Linked DNA regions of Mus musculus: region 1 is linked to region 2. Evidence: chromatin contacts called from ENCODE Hi-C or POLR2A ChIA-PET data. All regions are on one chromosome and are shown on one strand. The core of a region is the stretch at or near the end of the contact, and the rest is flanking DNA. Distances in the headings are between cores, read along the strand shown.

Evidence for each region. A loop is a pair of places that touch in the nucleus more often than their neighbours do. ChIA-PET counts read pairs that join two places held with the same protein, here RNA polymerase II (POLR2A).
Region 1: a loop to region 2 is called in a map of T-helper 17 cell, with 3 times the contacts of the local background. The contact joins two enhancer-like sites. A Hi-C loop is called at or near these places in 2 of 37 maps with a recorded cell type or tissue (T-helper 17 cell and regulatory T cell). POLR2A ChIA-PET finds 5 or more read pairs at or near these places in 1 of 5 experiments (Patski).

Annotation. Positions count from the first base shown.
Region 1 is chr6:146,126,289-146,128,988 of GRCm38, forward strand. The region is part of intron 55 of Itpr2 (inositol 1,4,5-triphosphate receptor 2); the gene reads right to left. Among named protein-coding and RNA genes, the nearest start is that of Gm35768, 16 kb to the right of the region's middle. Within about 2 kb of position 1,308, at least 1 of the 3 ENCODE cell types and tissues checked has a DNase peak (open chromatin) inside an H3K27ac peak, as active enhancers do.
Region 2 is chr6:146,008,767-146,011,466 of GRCm38, forward strand. All of the region lies in intron 2 of Gm32838 (a long non-coding RNA gene), which reads left to right. The region is part of intron 1 of Gm32914 (a long non-coding RNA gene); the gene reads right to left. Among named protein-coding and RNA genes, the nearest start is that of Gm32914, 4.0 kb to the right of the region's middle. Within about 2 kb of position 1,350, at least 1 of the 3 ENCODE cell types and tissues checked has a DNase peak (open chromatin) inside an H3K27ac peak, as active enhancers do.

The DNA.
Region 1 (2,700 bases), core at 58-2,557, 120 kb after region 2:
ACTCCCACCTTGCCCCATTGCCTCCTAATTCCTTTTCGGTTCCCTTAAAGATCTGGTGAAGACTCCGTGATGACCCAGCTTGTCACCATATAGGTGGCAACAGTTACCAACGAGTTCAGGAATAATGATAACTTTATTATGGTGACCTAAGATACAGTTATATTTAGGGCAGCTTGATATAAAGTCTCTTCCTTTTCCCTTCCTTTCCATTTTTCTTCTCCTTTTCCCCCCTTTCCTTCCTTCTTTCCTGTATACTCTGGGGGCCCAAACCTAGGGCTTCATACACGCTTGGCAGAACACCCCTAAACTACCATTATGGGATTCTTTGAGTAGCAGATTCATTAGGCACACTGAAAGGAAGATTTGCCTTGCAAAACGAACTATATTATGTGCAACATTTTAATAAGACCAGTGTGTAAACAAAACAAACTATTTTAATGTACACCATCAGATTAAGCAATAAAGTTAGAAAGAACTTACCAAAGAGACTTCCACTTTCTTGCAAAGTGGGGTTTCACAGGGCACACATAGTTGATGTCACATACAATGTAAACCTTCTACCTACCAACCCACTTGAAACAGAACCTCCTGTCCCTCCTGTTATCCCCATTTGCTTTAGTGGCAGCCTATTGTATAGGATCTCAGTGTGTTGTGATGGCTGTAGAAAGGGCATGTGACCTTAGTTACTGTTGTTCCAGGGCAGGTGCCCAACATAATGCAAGTCATGTGGTTGGTAAACAAGTGACTGGATGAACTAGGTTTCACAACAAGGCCAAGGCAGGTTCAATGATTTCCAGTAACCTCAGAGCTAGCACATGGTATGGCCAAGATGCTCGTCCTCCTGGCCTCATCTACTTGCTAGCAGGAACCTGTGCTGAATAACAAGGTCACAGCAACACATCCCCGACTGTTCCACTAAACATGCACATCACACAGCCAGCCAGTTAGCTCCCCCGCGCCCAACCTCTGCTCATTAAGCAACTTTCTGGATGTATCCTGGCTCCTCAGAGGCGGGAAATACAATGGCCGGCTGTGTACTAGCTGGAAATGATCACTTGCCTTGCTGAATCAAGGACACTCTGGCATCTCTACATGCTGCTTTCCAAGTCTGGCTAGGGGATGCCTATCCATTTCATTCTGTGTGCCCGATAGCATCTAGGATCAGAGCTGGCAAGGGCTGGCACGAGATCTGCACTCTGTCACCTGAGAGAGCCTGTGGCATGGTGCTGTTCCAGAGAGGCCATCTGTCGCTTTGCGAGGCGGCCTCCCTGGGTGGTACCTGGGTATCACTGTGTTCTATTTTTAGCAAGGCAGTGCTCTGACTACAGATATCTGGTGTCGCTTGGGAGTGATAGTGAGGAGTGTGAATTGTGAGCTGAGGCACACAGAGATCAACCTGACTTAGTGTGAACACAAGGGCACGCCACAGCTTTATTTCAGGTCTCTCTGACAAGGTTCACACGGGCTCTTTTTAAGCCAGACAAACCATCTTCATGCCAGTGAGAGGAACTCAGAATACCACCACCACCACAAAAAATGAGATGTAACTAGAAACTTGATAAGAGCCAAAGCATGGGTAGCTAAAATGTTTTTACTTGTGTAGAACATGGAATATCCCCAATGCATGCAGAGCTTTAAGAAGTGGCTGCTGAAGCTTTAATAAGATGAATCTTTTATTTTATGAAAGTCAAAGCCATTTTTACTTATATTTTTCCTTTTTTTCCTCTTTATGTGTATGGTATATACCTGTGCAGCATGCACATGTGTAAGCTCGTGTGTGTGTGTATGTGTGTGTGTGTACTGGTGCACACAAGCAGGTACACCCTACGTTGAATGTTAAATCTACCTCTATTGCTTTTCCACCTTATGTTTTAAGGCAAGATCTCTTAAACCCAGAGCTCACTGATGCGAGCTGTCCTTCCTAGCCTGCATGGTCCATGTCTCCATCTCTTGAGGCTGAAAATTGCAGGTGGGCCACCTGGGTCAGGATGCCCACATATCATTTACATGAATTCTGGGGATCTGAATTCAGATCTTCTTGTTTTGGTGGTGAGTGATTTAACTACTGAGCCATCTCCCCATCTCTCAGACTTACGTTTTTTTCAATGTCATACTTCATCCTCAAAGTCAGGACAAAAGGAGATGCTTGTTAAGTAAATGCCTCAAACTAACATGTCGAGCTGCTTGCTCTTGTTTACCTCCATATGTAAATTTATAATGTTTTATGTCTTAAAATAAAATTTTGTTTCAGTGTCTTATTACTTAGTTTCTACTACTGTGCCAAAATACCACAGCCAAGGCAACTTATAAAAGAAAGCATTTAATATGGTTTATGGGAATAGATTCAGTCTTTCTGAATTATCAAAGCCCACCCTAGTGACGCACCTTCTCCAATAAGGCCACACCTTCTAATCCTTCCCAAACAGTTCCACCAATCAGGGGCCAAGTATTTAAATATATGAACCTCTGGGGACCATTCTCATTGAAACCAACCCACATGTGCTTGTTCTAGAAATTAAGATGTAATAAAGAATTGCCTTGTGTGTGTGTGTGTGCATGCTCGTGCATGGGGGTGTACAAGTGTGTGGGTAGGAGTTCACGTAGGTGTGTGCACACAAGAGGTCACCTTGAGCCATCATTCCTCAGGTGCCATCTGCCTTGGGTTTGGATTTTGTTTTGAGACAGTGTCCCCCATTGGCC
Region 2 (2,700 bases), core at 100-2,599:
GGAAAGTGACAGTCCCTGGGCCATCTCCAGCTGCCAGCTCTGTTTGGAGGCGGAGAGCAGGGGTAGCAGATGGGAGTGTGGTGAGTGCCTTCTGCAGGTGAGTCACAGGGTATCTGGGCACACAACCCACTATCAGCAAGCACACAGCCATCTTCCAGCCTCTACTTACCATGAGAGCCATGTGAGGCCAGGTGAAGGCATGCCAGACTCACAGCATGTCTATTGTCTTTGCCCTCTGAGGCCTTTGCTCTCTCTCCCTCTGTGGGCTTCTGAAGTTTTTATAGCCATAGTCACCATCAAAGGGTGCTGGCTGGGGGCTTATTTCACTTCTGCTAGTTCCCCATCTCTGCCTCTTTGGGGTGATATGACTTCATGCCTTTTCTATGCATACTCATTATAAGGATTTTCCCATTTGCAAGACACTTAGAACCTTTTCCCGGTGAGGCTTGGGACCCCTGCCTTGTAGTTCAAGGACTCTGAGATGGCATAGAAGCCTGGCCACTTGGGTTGTCTGCAGTGTTGTTGGGCATACTCCTGGCTGTCCTTTCTGTTCACAGCAGCACTCCTTGGTCAGGATGCTTGCCCTGGAAACCTCTCAGGTGCCAACTAGGAACCCTCCCTTCTGCTCTGAGAGGCTGGTGCTTTCAGCATGCCTTGGGGAGGGCAGTGGCTGTCATCTCCCATGGGATGCCTGAGGGCTCTGTGGGTCCTTATCCTTTTCCTTCTCCATTCTCCTCCCAGTAAAGAAAACAGGGTTCTCTCACTATTCCCTCTCTTTGTTTTGTTTATTTTGCTTTATTTCATTCCTTCAAAGGTGGTTTTTAGTTGTGGATAAAATGTAATGTCAACAACAGTTTACCAAAGCTTATGCCTGCCTGCACCTCCCGCTGTTCCCTCTCTGCTCGGCTGGGCACCGCAGCTGCAGGAGACTGGACCCGCTTCCCAGCTCCCAGCATGGGACACGGACACACACACACACACACACACACACACACACACACACGCTCCAAAGCACAAGGAGGAGCGTTGACCTCTTAGGAGATGTCCCCAGAGCCAAAGAGACAGTCGTGGAGTATTATTTCTGTCTCTTCTCACCTTCATCTCTCACCTGTTCCGAACCAGCCATTTGGAATGAGCAGGCTAAAACAGAAATCAACGATTTGTATTATTTTATGCTAGACTATCATTAAGACAGAAGCTTGCTTGCCACCCCAAGGAACTGAGGGTATCAAGCACAAGGCAGTGAACGTTTTTAGAACTATAGCTCCTGTATGGTCACATGGCTTTTTATACTCAGATTTCAGAGAAACGGGCGACATTTCCCACACACACAGGCCAACATCCCGATTCAGCCAGCCACAGAGCACTGCAGGGTGGATGCGTTCCAGTTCACTGGGGTTTGGAACAGCAGCTCTCATCCCCGGAGAAGGGATTCTCTGTGGAGGCTGAACTAGCAGTGTTCAAGCGTGGCTTGTGGCTGGCACGTAGGCCATCGGGGATCATCTGTGCTCCATCCTGCCAGACCAGGGCAATCCTGGGGAGGGCAGGGATTTACTGCCCACACGGGAGCAACAAGAAGCCATTTCTCTCACTCAGCTTCTCGGGCTCCTTTTGTCTGCAAGGACTGCCATTGCCCCAACCAGTTCAGTATCTAACTTATCATGTCTGCATTCTTCCCTAGCAGTCCAGGCCTGTCTGCTACCAGGAACAGGTGCCAAATCGGAGTATGGAATTTTCCCGGCAGGCCTCAGGGACTGCCTGCTGCCAAGGCAACTGTGGTTGGGTCGGGAATACTATCAAACCACAGATCTGGAAAAGGAAGGCCAGGCCACCCTTTCGGCTTGAGTCAGCTCAGGTACAGGCTGTCCCTTGAGGAAAGGCTCCCCTATGCCAAACACAGACAAGGACTGCAAACAAGGTTGGTTCCCACTGGGCAGCTTCCCAGAACTAGGCCAATTCAGGCCCTGTAAGGACAAAGGAGAGAGGCTTTTCTGGGAAGGCCACAGCAGGCTCTGCCCAGTAGGAGCAGCAAAAGCCACATCATTTCTAGGGAAGCCCCAGACACCTGTGTTAATGAGTGTCTGAGGTGAGATGGAGACCTTTGTGGGTGCCAGGAAGAAAAAGAAGCAGAGCTGTGTTGTGTATAGATGTAGTCCTGGAATCAGGACAGCAAGAACAAAGCCAGTGACATCCCAGAGCTGAGGTCAGAAGTCCAAGCTGCTGTGGCCCAGTGTATCGCAAGCACGAGGACCCAAGTTCAGTCTCCCAGAACTCACGTTGAAAAGCTGGGTGTGGTGGCACACACTTGTAATCCCAGAGATGCGGAGGCAGAAGGAGGTGGATCCCTGGGGCTCACTCTCCAGCTAGCCCAGCCTAACCAGTGGACTCAGACTCATGAGAGCCCCAATCTCAAACAATAGCAACAGCAAGTAAAAGCCCTAAGGTGCGCAGCACCTGGGAAATGCCAGCTGAGTTCTGATTCAATGCAGGTGTACAAATGCGTGGTCATTTCTATACAGTGCATGGTTACACATGGCCCACACATGCATGGTCACCCCCTCCCTCCATATATGTATATGTACATCCCTATACAGTGTACTCCCTCTCCCCCTTTCCTCCCCTGCCTCTGTTTGTCTCCCAGCCAAATAGGTAGACATGGAGAAGCAAGTGTTTTGTTTTTTTTTTTCTTTTCTGTGGTGT